2 separate regions of the Homo sapiens genome follow, and region 1 is linked to region 2. A link is an interaction called in ENCODE POLR2A ChIA-PET data of the cell type or tissue named here. Cell type or tissue: A673. All regions are shown on one strand. Each heading gives the region's core, and the rest is flanking DNA. Links, peaks and the distances in the headings are about the cores only.

Region 1 (8,346 bases), core at 106-8,105, 54 kb after region 2:
CATAATAACAACACTCACAAACTAGGATTAGGAGTGAACTTCTTCAACCTAATGAAGCACATGTGTGAAAAACCCATGAAAACATCATACTTAATGGTGAAACACTGAGAACTTTCCTCTAAGATCAGGACTAAAAGTCTAATCTCTTAGGATGTCTACTCTTGCCACTTCTGTTCAATGCTGTACTAGAGTTTCCAGCATGGGCAATTAGGCAAGACAAAGAAATAAAAGGATTCCACACACACAGATTGAAAAAAATAAAATTATCACTATTTGCAGATGACATAATCTTTTCTATAGAAAACCTTAAAGGATCCACACATAGCCCCTTCATACACACACACAAAATCTATTAGAGAGAGAAAACAAGTTCAGCAAAGTTGCAAGATAAACAAATATATGAAAACCAATTTCTATATACTAGCAATAAATAATCTAAAATTAAAATTAAGAAAAAAATCATTTTAAAATAACACCCAAAATAATAAAATAGTTATGACTAAATGCAACCAAAAAAAGTGTAAGACTTGTACACTGCAAACTGCTAAACATGTTGAAAGAAACCAAAGAAAACCTAATAATATGGAGAGGCATACTAATTTCATGGACAGAAAGACATAATACTATTAAAATTGGAATATCCTCAATTTGATCTACAGATTCAGTATGTAATCCCTATCAAAATTCCAAATGTGATTTTTGCAGAGATGGAGAAATCAATTCTAAAATTCATTTTGAAACACTAGTTATCTTGAATATCCAAAACTGTCTTGAAAAAAATAACAAAGTTGGAGAACTGAGATTTCCCAATTTTGAAACATACTCCAAACCTAAAATAATTAGGACACTGTGGTACTGGCATAAGGATAGACATATAGATTAATCAAATAGATTGAGAGTACAGAATAAACCCAAACATATATGGTAAACTGATTTTTGACAAGGATGGCAAGGAAATTCAATAGGAAAAAAATAGTCTTATCAACAAATGGAGACAACACTGGACGTATCGACATGCAAAAGAATGAATTGAACCCTAAATCACACCAGATGCAAAAATCATCTCAAAATAAATCAAAGACTTAAATATGAGCTAAACTCTTAGAAGGAAACAGGTATAAAACTGTGTGACCTTAGATTAGGCAATAGCTTCTTATATACAACATAAAATGCACACACCAACAAGCAAACGAAAAAGAGAGAGATTTCCTCAAAGCTAAAAACTTTCACTTCAAAGAACACCATTAATAAAGGGAAAAGACAATCCACAGAATGGGGGAAAATAACTGTAAATCATATAGCTGATAAGAGTCTAGTATCTAGAATACATAAAGAATTCTTACAATGTAATATTTGTTTTAAAAAACAAAAACCCAGTTAAATATGGGCCACAGATTTGAATAGCCATTTCTTCAAAGAAGATATACAAATGGCCAAAAACTCATAAAAACATGTGCAGCATCATTCGTGATTAGGGAATTGCAAATCAAAATCATAATGAGATACAATTTCATACCCAGTAAGATGACTATAACAATTATTTTAATGAAAATAAAAAATGTTGGTCAGGCACAGTGGCTCATGCTGCCAGCACTTTGGGAGACTAAGTCAGGCGGATCTCTTGAGGTCAAGTGTTCGAGACCAGCCTGGCCAACATGGCAAAACCTCATCTCTACTAAAAATACAAAAATTAGCTGGGCATGGGCTGAGCTGGGTACAGTAGTCCCAGCTCAGGAGGCTGAGGCAGGAGAATTGCTTGAACCCAGGAGGTGGAGGTGGCAGGGAGCCGAGATCGCACCACTGCGCTCCAGCCTGGTGACAGAGCAAGACTCCATCTCAAAAAAAAAAAAAAAAAAAAAAAAATGTGTTGGCTGAGCATGTGGAGAAATTGGAAACTTCAAACGTTGCTGGTAGGAATATAAAATGGTGCAGTCACAGTCACAGTGGCAAACAGTTGTGGAAAACAGTTTGGCAGTTTCTCCAAAAGATAAACATGGAAATTATTATATTACCCAGCAATTATTGATCTGTTGTATGAAAAGTTGTGATTATTTAACTCAAAAAGTCTTTTCCAGATTGATATTATTACAGGAAAATTAGATCAGTTATTACATGCCGTACTCCCAGCCCATAGTAAGTGGTCAATGTATATTTCCCCTGTGATGAACATGCTTAGAAAAAAGTGAACTCTGATAGGGGTTAGATGAGTTAGGCAGAGGAGTTGCTCAACTCTGCATTGACATCCTGATCAAACTTATAGGGCAGGTGGTCCTAGATGTAGGATTGAGGAAAGGAGAATAAGTAACTGGAAACTGGAGAAGGAGTAACTGAAAAATAATGAGTAACTTTTTTATGGAGTAAAAAAAAAAAGTTTGAAGTTAGATCTAGATCATGTAACTGGATTTTAGTTTATCTATACAGTGGTAGCAATTTTTCTATCTGCCTCATAATATTGGTGAGGGGGAAAGGTGGTAAAATTTTTAATGTATACATAGAAAAGTGGAAGAAGAGCAGCCGTGGGGTTGAGCTTCTCCTCCTCACATGTTACCCCTGCCTGTTGATGCTTTAACTCAGGCTCCTGTCCTACGGAAGTTTGCTACAAATCCGAGGAGAGCTTTCTACATTGTGTACGGTAGAGCAATTTGGAGCCATGGTCCAAACTTCCAGTGCAGAGAATTAGAAATGGATGTCTTTCCAGTCATCTGTGGGCAGCAGTCACACAGAGAAACCAAGAGCACAGAGGCGTGGGAGGCTTGAGTGTGGCCCAAACACCAGGTGAGAAGGGAAGAGGTCTTCAGGTGTTTGGATCTTTTGTTCACAGATTTACTTCATTTCCAGGACTTCCGAGTTGATGATTGCTTCCACAGCTCCTCCTTACCCACCTTAGACATCCTGTTTCTTGTATTCTGTCTCCTAATATTTCCTCTCCACCTTCCCACTCATTTATTGTCCCTCATAGAACAGCATTTAGTAGCATTTCCTATTTGCCTGGTGATGCATCCATGAGTTTGAGAAGGGGCAGTGTGTGCCTGTGTGCAGAGGGGAGAAAGTCAGCGCGGGGGCTGCAGGGGGCAGGTCGGAGGGCTTGCCTGAGAGGACCGCACCAAAAAGAGATGAGGAGTGCAGGGGAAGGCATGTGGAGGCCTATCCTTCATCTTGATGTTCAAGCAAATAATGTAATCTTAGCTCACTAGTAACAAGGGAATCTCCAAGGGTCTTCACACTCTTTGGCTTCTCTCCCTCTCCTCCTTTCCTCACCTCTTTCTTCCCTTCCCACAGTGTTGGTCTTCCCCTACAATTCTCTCCTATTTCCACACTTGGCCCCTCCCCCTTTACCTGAACCTTTTACCTTTTCATCTCCCAGGGTTGGATCATTACCCTGCAGTTTCCCCTGGAATGTCGACACCATAGACCACTCACTGGCCTAACAGCCCCCCCAGGCAATTTTTGTTTGTTTGTTTATTAAAACTGAACATTACTTTTAAAATAAAAAAAATTACTAACAGTGGATTATGTATGTGAAAGCTAACAATGCTAAATAGTGGCTCCCCACTTTAGTAGGGACAGAAGGTCTCCCCATCACCCCTATCAAGACCCCTATTCTCTTCTTATAAAAAGCTCATATCTACATTCTGCATGGCTTGCCTAGTCCTTGTTAGCATGTGAGCTTGTAGCTCCTGGTCCAGATCCTCATCATGCTGGAAAAGTTGGGGACCCAGGGCCCATGCAGCCAGATCTTGGCCCAAGGGGACCCTTACTGACAGCAAAGAACTTAGTCAAGCCCCAAGAGCATGGACTGTAACTCAGGAGGCCTGGTCTCCAAAGCTGCACCCTGTTTGAAATGTGTAAAGGGCAATTCATATGACCTTTCTTAGCTGGGCAATGAGGAGGGGACATCTGAGGTTTTCAAGAAGGGCTCCTCCAACCCCTAGGGTGCCACAATTTCTGCCATAACTTAAATGAAGCATGTAAGGAAAAGAACGAAGGAGAGCAGAGGTCAGCAATGCAGGATGTGGTTAAAAATAAATAAATAAAAGATTTTATTGTAAGAACAATGAGAACCACTGGAATGTGTTAGGCAGAGAGTAATGTGATCCAATTTCCAGCTTTAAAAGCCTAGTGGGTTGTAAAGAAACACAGGTCCAAAAAAAAAAAAAAAAAAAAAAACAGAAAACAAAAAACAAAAACAAACAAAAAAAAGGAGACTAGTCAGGGAGCTGTTGCAGTTGTCCAGGAGAGAGCACTGGACTGTGAGTCAGAAGACTGTATGGGGGTGTCAGGTGGTGGTCTGGACAAGGTGTTCATAGAAAATTTGATGATAAATGGAAAAGACAAAATCAACAGAACATACCAATAGATAAGATGTGGGGAAGAGAAAAGAATAATCCATAAGGACACGTAGATATGTGTTCCGAGCACCAGGGTTGAGAGTGGTGCATTTTACAGAGTTTAGAAGGGAGCACAGATTTGTGAAACCAAGTTGAGTCTGGGGAGCAATGCGTAGCTCAATATTGCTGAAATAGACCATACAAGGGATTGGGAAATGGGGCAGAAAATGAAGGAAGAGATAGGTTATAGAAGGTATGGTACATCTGGATTTTATCTCGAAAGTGTCTTGACACCCCCCATACCTTCTTTTTCTCATAGAAATGTTGGCATGACATTTAGAATGTTCTCTCTGGCAATGGTGGGGAGTTTAGATTATAGGCGAAAAAGCTAAAGGGAAGAAGACAAATGAAGAGGCTGGAGCAAGTCAGAGGATGACTAAATCCTCCCCGCTAGCTACTTCCCTGAAATAAAATTACCCATTCCCTGACATCAGCATTCTTTCTGCCAATTCCCTTCATTTTGAATGCAAATTCCAAAACGTGCTTTCAGCTAGGGATAATTATCTAATTATCTATTATCCGGGGTGTATCGTTTCATTTTCCCCTCTTCCTCCCCCTTTATTCAGTGTGTGGCTTTTGGCGGGCTTGAGAAAGATATGACTCAATTGCCTGTCAGCACAGCTTGGGTGAGGAAAGAACATCATGGAAAAAAAGGAATCGAGCTTGTCTAGGGAGCAGAGAGGTAATTGATTACTAATTACTGAAACATTATGTCTGAAGGAGGCAAGGCACAAGCCTATTTTCCAAGGCTCCAGGTAATTAGCAAACATATTTAAGATACTCGCGATGGCTCCAGGGGAGAAACATCTGAGAAGGAGGTTTCTTCGCCTCCTTATAAGGTCCATTTATGGCTTTTGCGTGATGAGCTTCACACTCCCAAGCATGAAGGAGGGAATTGGGGTTGGGACCAAGGGCTTCCTTCAATATTGCCATCCAAAGGCAGGTATTCCAGAGTCAGCCCCTAGGGTTATCTAATGGCAAGGGTAAGAAAAAAGCAGCAAGGAAAGGAAGTTAAATAACTGAGCTCTTCACTTTCAAAAAAATGTTGAGGGTAATCTTTCAAAAACACAAGTCTAATCATGCCACTCCTCTGCCTGAAAGTCTCCAGTGACTTCCCTTTGTCTGAAGAGTTCTAGATTCTCAATGTTGCTTACATGGCACTCAGCCTCCTGTCCCATTGCTCCTGGAGAAAGACTGGCTGAGGATGATGTGTGGGCCACCTGTCTTGCAGTGCTCCCCGAGGACCATTCTTCCTCTCAAACCTGAATGTGTGCATCAGCCGTTTCTTATGACAAGCACTGTCTCCTCTTTTACTGTCAATTCTTCCTCACCCTCTTTGTAGCTCAAATGTCCCTCTTCCAGCAAGGTTTCCCTATACCCTAATTGTTGTGAAGTTCAGCCCCCCTTTTTTTAATGAACTCTATTTTTTAGAACAGTTTTAGATGCAAAGGAAAAATGCAAAGATGGTACACGGTGTCCTCATATTTTCCATACTCAATTTTTTCTATTATTAACACTTTACATTTGTATGGCATGTTTGTTACAATTAATGAATCCATGGTGATATACGTTTATGAACTAAAGTCTACCATTTATTCAGATTTTCTTAGTTTTCACCAGATGTTATTTTTCTCTTCCAAGATCCCATCCAGGATACCTATTACGTTAGGCACAATGTCTGTTTTTAGGTCCCTTGTGGCTATGACAGCTTCTCAGAGGTTCCTTGTTTTCGATGACCTTGACAGTTTCGAGGGGTCAGGTATTATATTGTATAATTCTCCTCTGTTGGAATTTGTCTGATGTTCTTCTCATGATTAGAATGGGGTAATGAGCTTGTCAGAGGAAGACCACGCAGGTAAAGTGCCATTTGCATCACATCACATCAAGGGTACATACAATCAATAGAATGCATGACTGTTAATGTTGACCTTGGTCACCTGGCTAATGTAGTGGATTTTGTTTGTTTGTTTTAGTAGAGACAGGGTCTCGCTATGTTGCCCAGGCTGGTTTCAAACTCCTGTGCTCAAGCAATCCTCCTGCCTCAGCCTCCTCAGTCACTGGAATTACAGTCATGAGCCACTGTGCCAAGCTCCTAACATAGTGTTTATCATGTTTCTCCACTGCAAAGTTTCTCTTTTTCCCCTCTTTTCATGCTCATTCCTTTTGATTTAAAAAGGAAATCATTATGCACGGGGCACACTTAGGAGTGGAGTGTTATGCACCATCTCATTGAATGTAGAGTAAATACATAAATTACTTGGGACTTTCCTGGATGGACATTTATTTCTTCTCTCTACTCATTTATTTATGCAATTATTTATTTATATCAGTATATCAATACTGATATATATTTATTTTATTCATTAACTTATGGTCCAATACTGCTTCATTTATTTTGTTGCTCAAATTGTTCAAGCATTGGCAACTGGAAAGTTTTTTTTAGTTAACTTCTGTGTCCCATTGACATACCCCATTATGGGACATTTGCTTGCTTGCTTGTTTTTCTTTGAGCACTTCCCCACTTTCCAGTGCTAAAGGATAGATTCCACAGGCTCAATCTGTAAGACAGACTTCCTGTCTTAGTCCTAACACCAGCCACTTCTCCAAGAACCTCTATTTTCTTACATTAGAAAAAGATGTTAGAAACAAAAGGTAGGCATGTTTGTTGCCACTGGGATGCAGTTATATCTAGGCTTCTTGGTTGAAATAGCAAGAAAATAGATGAGTACATACTAGCCCGTGTATAGACACATATCTGTGAATATTTCTATATGTATCGTCTTTGACTATATCCTGAACATGAGTTCATACTGCTATCTCCAATTCTTAATTACCACAAAGATCATTCTAGCCTCCTCCATATGTTTATCTATAAACTCTCACTTTAACAGTAAGAAATCTGGCTCACATCTTCCACTATCCACTCATTTAACTGTTCCTTTCCAGTATACACGGATAGCAGTATCAGAGTGTTAACCCATATTCCTGTGGAAATCAACATTTTCAATAAAGTATAGTTCTTGTTGCATTTCTTTTCCTGTAGTCTAACATACTCTATTCATTTCCAAAGTTAATTAAGTCGGCAGCTTTTTCATTACCTCTTTCTATAAGGTTGATTAATACATTTGTAATGAAGTTACATTGTTTTGTCATATTCTGAATTTCATTCTGGAATCCCTCAATCTCTTAGAATTTTACTATTTTGACTGTAAAGGTCAATGGACTCATAGAATCCACCATCACAGTATCATAAATGATAGTTTTCCATCCTAAAATATCTGTTCTGCTTCACCTACTTAGCCTTCTTTACTCCCTGAACCCCTAGAAAGCACTGATCTTCTCATTGTTGCTACTGTTTTACATTTTCCAGAATGTTACATATTTGTTGTCATATTGTGTAATCTTTCAAACTGGCTTCTTTCATTTAAACACACATCTACTATTTATCCTTATCTTTTTGGTTTGATAGCTTATTTATTTTTACTGCTGAATAATATTCCGTTGTATAGATGTACCACAGTTTATTTATGTATTCACTTATTGAAAGACATCTTGGTTTCTTCCAAGTTTGGGCAATTATGAATATACCTACTATAAACATCTGTGTGCAGATTTTTGTGTAGAAATAAGTCGTTAAATCCACTCAGCAAATATCAAGGGTTGTAATTGCTGCATTATATGGTAAGAATATAGTTAGCTTTGTAAGAAATAATCAAACTGTCTTCCAAACTGACTGTATCATTTTGGATTCTCAACAGCAATGAATGAGAGTTGTATTATTCCACATTCTCACCAGCAATCAGTATGTCATTTGTTTTGTTGTTGTTTAATTTTAACCCTTCTAATATATGTGTGATGGTATCTCATTTATTGTTTTAAATTTCAATTTCCTAGTAACAATTGATGTTGAACATTTTTTCATGTGCTCATTTGCAATCCTTGTATCTTCTTCAGTGAG
Region 2 (8,346 bases), core at 62-8,061:
CCCTATGATTCATGATGAGTGAGGACTTGGGGGCAAGACTCAGAGGGGACTCGATGGCTGATGGCTGCATTCATCAGAGGACTCCAATATTCATCATGTGTGGTATCTGGGCTGGGAGGAGTCAGAGACTAGGAACGTCACTAGGAGCACCTATGCCTGGGCTTCCCAACAGCATTGTGTCCTCAGATATTGGTGGACTCTGGGTAGCTGGATGCCTTGCAGGGCCTTCAGGGCTCCAAGCAGGAGTGTCCAATGAGCAAGGCATCAGCGGCTTTCTGCCCTGACTTCAGAACACATGAATATCACGTCATCCACACTCTACTGCTTACAGACATGTCACAGTCCCACCCAGATTCAAGGGAGGTGACATAAACCCTAGCATTCCATGCGAGAAGAATCACATTCCCACATCAGAAAAAATGTGGTAAAGAAGCTATCATTGTGGCCATCTCCAGAAAATAAAATATGATCCTTTACAGATAATTCAATAACTATGCTTTCCCCATTGTACTTGGTATCAGTCCATCTTCATCCTGAGGAACAGCATCCAGCCTGTTTGTGTCCAAGAGAGTCTATATTAGGAAATTCTGGCCTAGTATGTGTAGACTGTCAGGTTGGGAGGAAGCTTAGCTTACTGAGGCAGATCCTCCTTTCACAGGTGAGAACACACAGCCATAGAGTGCAAGCTTCTGGACCAGACCTCGTGAAAGGTTGTCATAGTAAAATCAGACAATCTTTTCATTTTCTTTCCTTCCTGTAATGCTGGCAATGTTGGACAAGGGAAGATATGGTCTGGGGGTAAATGTGAGGGGCCTGTATTTCATCTCTCTACTCATTCACAGCAGACAGGATTAGAGGAGTTTATAGGTTCTCCAGTGGACTGTTTTCCCCACTACAGAAATTCCCTCTACAGGTTTTCTGATAATAATAACAACTCAGCTTTTTTTTTTTCCTTGATCTGTCACCCAGGCTGGAGTGCAGTGGTGCAATCTCAGCTCACTGCAACCTCTGCCTCCCAGATTCAAGAGATCCCCCGATCTCAGCCTCTTGAGTAGCTAGAACTACAGGTGTGCACCACCACACCTGACTAATTTTTTAAATATATGTATATCTAGTAAAGACAGGGTTTCACCTATTGACCAGGCTGGTCTCAAACTCCTCACCTCAAGTAATCCACTGGCCTCAGCCTCCCAAATTGCTGGGATTACAGGCATGATCCACTATGCCCAGCTGATAACTCAGCTTTTGAGCAACTATCCTTGGGGCCAGTAAACTCTTTATATTCAAATATTATCATAAAATTACAAAACATAAAATATACCATTTTAGCCATTTTTAAGTGTCTCATTCAATGGCACTAAATCCATTCACAACATTGTGCAATCATCAGCACCATCCATCTCTGGAACCTTTTCATCTTCACCAAATGATACGCTGTCCCCATTACACATTAACTCCCCATTCCCCTTCCCCCATCTCCTGGCAACCCCTATTCAACTTTCTGTCTCTATGAACTTGACTACTCTAAGGACATCATAGACGCAAATCATACAGTAGTTATTCTTTCACGACTGGTGATTTCACTTGGCATAATGTTCTCAAGGTTTGTCCATATCACAAATGTCAAAATCTCCTTCCTTTTAAGGGTGTGGAATATTCTATTGTATAAATGCACCACAATTTATTTATGTGTTCATATATCCATGGACACTTGGGTTGCTTCCATCTTTTAGATATTGTGAATAATGCTGCCAAGAACATGAACTGTACCAATATCTCTTTGAAACCCTGCTTTCAATTGTTTTGGGTATAATCAGAAGTGAAATTTCTACGTGGTATGGTAATTCTATTTCTACTATTTTGAGGAATCGCAATACTATTTTCCACAGTCACTGCCTCATTTTACATTTCCACTAGCAATGCACAAAAATCCCAGTTTTTCCACATCGTCTCCAACATGTATTATTTTCTTCCTTTTTGACAATAGCTACCCTTATGGGTGTAAAGTAGCTTCTCTTTGTGATTTTAATTTATATTTCCCTAATGATTATGGATATTGCACCCACAGTACCAGCTCAAATGGATGCAGCCCTGGCTCGTACAATGGGAAAAGGCTTTCACTTAATTGTTAACACCACCGTCCCAGCAGACTGGCTGCATTGCCATCACCTGGGATTAGTTAGAAATGCCATAAAAGCTCAACCCACCACTCAGATGGGGGCAGGGACAGATGTGAGTGTTGTCTCCTGTCTTTTTGTGGGATGACTCACAATAAAGCTTTTGCTTTTCTCAAAAAACAGTGCCATAGGATCAGCTTTGATACACATCAAGGATAAGCCCCTTGTTTGGTCATAATAGCGAGCATCTTTTATGTGCTAATTGCCATTTGTGTATTTTCTTTAAATAAACATCTATTCAAGTCCATTTCCCATTTTTTAACCAAGCTGGTTTGTGTTGTTGAGTTGTAGAAATTATTTATATGTTCTGGATATTAATCCTGTATCTGGTATATGATTTGAAAATATTTTCTTCCATTTTATGCGTTGCCTTTTCATTCTACTGATAATGCCCACTGATATATGAAAAATTTTAATTTTGGTGAGGTATAATTTAATCTTTCTTTCTTTCATTGCCTGTGCTTTTTGTATCATCCAAAAAAATCCAAGAAATCATTAACAAATCTAATGTCATGAAGGTTTCTCCTATTTTTTTTTTCCTAAGAGTTTTAGAGTTTTAAGTTTACCTTTAAGTCTTAGGTCTATTTTAAGTTAATTTTCACATACAGGGTGAGATAAAAGTCCAACTTTATTCTTTTGCATGTGGATATTCACTTTTCCCAGCACAATTTGGGAAAGAGCCAGTAAACTCTTAACCACACAATCTTACTGTGGCCAGAAACTATTTTACTCCAAGTATTTACTTTCTCTGAAAATAGATCACAATTTTCAGCTGAGATTGCTACCAGATCACCAGTCTTTCTTGCAGGTAGGCATTGATGTATGACTAAAATCACGCCAGTAAGACATAAGCAAATGTGCACATGTACCTCTAGAAAGGCTGATTACAAAGAGTATACTTGGTGTGACACAAACCTGTTTATCTTTCACTCTCCTTTTGCCATCAGCCTGGAACGTGCATGTCGTGAATAGTTATAGTAGTACCTTGAACAAAAAAATGACCGTGAGCCAAAATATTGACAGGGCTCTGGTAGCGCAGGTCCCTGCAGACAATGTGGAGCTGCCATATCAGCTTTGGATCACCCTGTGACATTAAATTCCATCATGTTTGAGCCACTCTCAATTTATGTTTTCTTATTGCGCAGATGACCCTTATCTTTTCTAAGGTGCAATTTATGTGTTCTTTTTAATGCATGAATTTAAAGTACACACTTGTATGAGTTTTGGCAAGTGTATATTTCTGTGAAACTACTGCTACATTCAAACGTCCAAATCTTTTAATCATTCCCAGAATATTCTCTGTCATGATTTGCAGTTCATCTCTCCCTCTGCCCCAGGCCCCAGGCAGTCACTGAACTTGTGAATTTTTGTCACTATAAATTAGTTTGCCTTTTGTAGATTTTACATAAGTAGAATCATACAGTACATATTCTTTTGCATCAGGTTTCTCTCAACTCACATAATGATTTTGACATTTATCTATGTTGTGTAGGGGGCTGAGGAGGGTGGATCATGAGATCAGGAGATCAAGACCATCCTGGCTAACAAAAAATTAGCCAGGCATGGTGGCACACGCACCTGTAGTCCCAGCTACTCAGGAGACTGAAGCAGGAGAATCGCTTGAACCCGGGAGGTGGAGGTTGCAGTGAGCCGAGATTGTGCCACTGCACTCCAGCCTGGGTGACAGAGGGAGACTCTGTCTCAAAAAAAAAAAAAAAAAGAAGAAGAAGAAGAATAGTTTGTTCCTTTTTAATGCTGAGAGTTGTCTATTCTATGGATATACTATAATTTATCCATTCACTTCTTGATGAATATTTGAGTTGTTTTCAGTTTCTAGCTATTATTAATAGAGCTTTTATAATGTTTATGTAAAAACCTTTGCAGACATATAACATATTTTTCTTTCTCTTGGGATTTCTTTAGGAATGAAATAACTAAGTTTTATAATAGGTGTGTCCTTAAGCTTTTGAAAAATTATTAAAGTTTTCAAAGTGGTGGCATATTTTTCTTACCATCTGTTCACTCTCAGAAATGATGCCATCTGGAGGACGCAGTGCTTGTCTCTGCTGTTGGCAGATTAGACACTCACCAGTGACTATATCCAGGTCAGCCTTGGTGAGTGGAAGTCCATGTTGCTGAGTCCATGCATAACTTCCATCCCTGCCACCATGGCCACTTTGTTCATAAGCCCATTGGAAGATGAGAGTGTGGCTGGGGAAAGATTCAGCTGACTGGTATCCACAAAATGAATCATCTTATCCACTGGATTATTAAATAAATCCTTCTCTCTTAAATGCAGAAAAACTGTAGATCATGATGCAAATTCTATCCTATAATTTAGAAAAACACATTTTTATCATTCTTCAAATTTTTCACTAAAGAATAAGAGATATTGCCCAAGACTGAAGCTAAATCTTATGCATCTGCCTTACACAGAGGGAGACCTGAACTGGCATGTAGGGAACCTGCCTCCCAGCAAGTTCCATCACTGTCTTGCTAAGTCCTCTGGGACAAGGCATTCACCACTCTGAATCTCCAGTTTTCCTCTGTCAAAATCCCTAGTCCCATTTGGGCCAGGGACTACTAGAGCTTACTTTGCCTTGAAAAGCATATTTACTACTCCTACTAACTTTTTACACTTTTTAAAGACGGATTAGAACTCTCTATTAGGAATATAAGCAAAATAACCTGTTTTTCTCTGATGAAACCTTATAGATCTGCAAATCACTTGCAGCCTTTGGAATGGAAACTTCCTTCAGATTCTGAAATGCTGCAACTCATTCTTTTTTTTCTAGAATATATAAAAAAAATCCTAAGTAAGAAAACTGTGGAGAGAAAATGTTTTTTTTTTCCCCACCAAAGTTGCCATTCCATTTTCACTTGAAAAAAGTACTAAAAATATAAAAATTCCAAAAGAAAACTGGTTTTTCTGCTACTCTGAAAAGTGGTGGCAGAAAGCTTGGTCTTGCAAAATGTTCACCCAGACCTGGACATCTGGTCGCCTTTGGCCCTTTGCAGTTCCCTCGAGGGCACTTGTTCTGGCCCCTCCTTCCCTCATCAGATGCCTCAGGAAGCCACATACTCCCAGCTTTATTCTGGACTACAGAGAACACTGGTCGGGAGGTGGATGTAAAATCTTTCCAAAGAACCATGTCAACAAATAGTCTACCCTTCTTCAAGAAAAGCCAATTTCTATTTATAGGACAAACAGCCTTTCCAAAAATCGAGACTGCAGGGTGGCAGGGTTACAATACTCATTACTCTGATGACTTGTGGTCTTATCCTTCTGCTCTGATGTGGTTCCTCGTTGCATTCAACAAAAATGCACTGAACCACTTCTGAGCCCTTTTACCTCTGCAAGGTAATACAGATTCAGTCTACTAAATTTATAGTTCCTTCCCTTGGAGAGGCTCTTGGTTTATTGGATGAATCGGGCATTTAGAGAACAATGCAAACAAACAAAGCTGAGTATCATTTGTTCCCCCAGTTTGTTAACAGTTTTTTTCGCGGGGGAGAGTGGAATAAGGAGGGTGTGGGTACTGATCTCAGCCATGGCTCTAGTGTCTCTGGTGAACCAGCCCCTGAGGCCCACCCTTTTAGCCAGTGATGATGGGTGTTTTCCTTGTAACTGGTTAACATGTCTCTACTGCACTGGACTGAGCTTGGGCATCCTGGATGCCCATGTCCTTCTCTGACATAGCTACTCTTCTACTACTGCAGGGCCTTTTCTCCATCAGTGCCAGCATATTAATCTTGGACTGAATTTTTCTGTTTCTCTCCTCCAAAGGTGCACCCTGGCATTCTAAGCACTTCCACATCCACCTAACTTCTGCCAGGATTTTCTGTGGACTAAGGTAGCTAAGATGTAGAGGGAGACGCATGGTCCTTAAACCAGGCTGATCTAGTTCTTACTGAAACCACTTCCCAGCCCTATCATCTTGGATAAGTCACTAAACTTTTTGGAGATGAGTTTCCTCTTTGATAAAATGGGGGACATAATATCCACCTTAAAGGGATGTTGTAAGGATTGACTTACATGGTTACTACAGAGTGCCTGGCAGAGATTTGCTGTCAATCAAAGTCATTTAGTAGACACTGCCTCTTTTGACAGGCAGAAATGACCCTGCAGGTCAGGGCGGATCCACTTCTCTAGATTTAGGTACACTCTGAGTTTCCATCCTTCATTTAATACACTCAGTGGTATTACCTTTTCTACTGGACTACATAAAGTCTTCGGCAAGGATTGTGTCACTTCATCTCTTAAGCATCTAGCAAAATACTCAGCACGTAGTAGCTAATTTATACAATTCTGCAAAACCAAAATATACTAAACATTCTAGGCTAGCCTTGACCGACTTGTCAGGCTAGAATGAGTCAGGCCATGGTCCTTCCATTTCTACCTCCAGCTCTCTGGATATACACTTCCCCAGGCATCCTTCATGCATGGGTTTCATCATTTGCTTCAGTAGGTTGATGATTCTGTAGTCCATAGGTAATGTCCTAGAGGATATGTGCTCTCCCCCATATTTATGCAAATAACAGCAGACATATCAGACATTTATGCACATAGCAGCAGCTCTCTTTTCATAACAACTAAATACAAGTTTCCGTATTGCTCACTTGTAAAACAAGCTTAGACTCTGTTCTACATTAGTTAAGTTATTCCTATTTAGATACCATACCCCTAACTTAAGACCATTAAGTTGTATGTGGTAAGAATATTTAACATGAGGCTTACTCTCAACAAAATGTTAAGTATACAATATAGTATTATTAACTATAGGTAAATGTTGTACAGCAGATCTCTAAAACTTATTCATCTTACTCAATGGAAATTTTATAACCCATTGATTAGCAACTCCAAATTTCCTTATCTGTCCAGGCCCTGGCAACCACTCTCTGCTTCCTGGGTTTTACTATTTTAGATACTTCATATATGTTCTGTATTTGTCATTCTATGACTGGCTTATTTCATTTATCATCTTATCCTCCACGTTTATCCAAATCCAGATGGCAGAATTTCCTTCTATTTTAAGGCTGAATAGTAATGCATTGTGTGTGTACCACATTTTCCTTATCCGTTCCTCCATCGGTGGACTCTTAGGTTGTGTCCACATCTTAGCTGTTGTGAATAATGCTGTCATGAATATGGAAGTACACATATCTCTTCAAGATGTTTATTTCCATTATTGTGAATACATATCCAGAAGTGGGATTGATGGATCGTATGGTAGTGCTATTTTTCGCTTTTTGAGGGATTTTCATGCTGTTTTTCATAGCGACTGCACCATTCTGTATTACCACCAAAAGTATGCATGGGTCCCAATTCCACATTCTTGCTAACATTTATCATTATATTATATATATATATATTATATTATATATATTATATTATATATAATGTAATGATAAATATATATTTATATAATATATGTATATTGTGTAAAATGATAATATATATAATATATGTATATTATATAAAATGATAATATATATAATATATAAGAATAGTTATCCTAACAAGTATAAAGTTGTATCTCATTGTGATTTTGATTTGCATTTCCTTAATGCAGATTCAATGTAATCCTTGTCAAAATTCCAATGGGATTTTGTACAGAAATAGATGCAACAATCCTAAAATTCATATGGAATCACAAAAGATCCTGACTAGCCAAAACAATCTAGAGAAAGAAAAACAAAGCTGAAGGCATCACACTTCCTAATTTCAAAACATATATGGCACTGGTGTAAAGACATCTAGAGAAACGGAACCGAGTAGAAATCCCAGAAATAAATTCATGGATATACGGTCAACTGGTCTTTGACAACAGTGACAAAAATACATAGAAAGGATGGTCTCTTCAACATGGCGCTAGGAAAACTAGATATATACATGCAAAGGAAGGAAACTGGACCCCTCTCTTACCTGATAGACAAAAATCAACTCAAAATGCAAAACTTAAATGTAAGATCTGAAACTATAAAACTTCTAGAAGAAAACATAGGGAAAAGCTTCACGACATTGGTCTTGGCCATGATTTCATGTGTCTGGCACCAAAAGCACAAACAACAAATGCAAAAATAGATAAACGGGGCTACATCAAACTACAAACTTTCCACACAGCAAAGAATAATTAGTAGAGTGATAAGGCAATCTATAGAATGGTGG

The links. Peaks named below come from ENCODE experiments on the same cell type or tissue, not always from the same donor. Only the 100,000 strongest peaks of a DNase experiment are listed, where the experiment ranks them.
Region 1: POLR2A ChIA-PET joins it to region 2 with 10 read pairs; 5 of 35 experiments call an interaction of 5 or more read pairs at or near these places.

The regions. Positions count from the first base shown.
Region 1 is chr7:46,904,967-46,913,312 of GRCh38, forward strand. All of the region lies in intron 1 of LOC124901626 (a long non-coding RNA gene), which reads right to left. Among named protein-coding and RNA genes, the nearest start is that of SNORD151, 560 kb to the right of the region's middle. In A673, for the core only: no CTCF peak of the experiment used is centred there; DNase peaks (open chromatin) are centred at 4,015 and 4,895; H3K4me3 peaks cover 625 bases; H3K27ac peaks cover 1,955 bases.
Region 2 is chr7:46,850,790-46,859,135 of GRCh38, forward strand. No RefSeq gene overlaps it. Among named protein-coding and RNA genes, the nearest start is that of SNORD151, 610 kb to the right of the region's middle. In A673, for the core only: no CTCF peak of the experiment used is centred there; no DNase peak of the experiment used is centred there.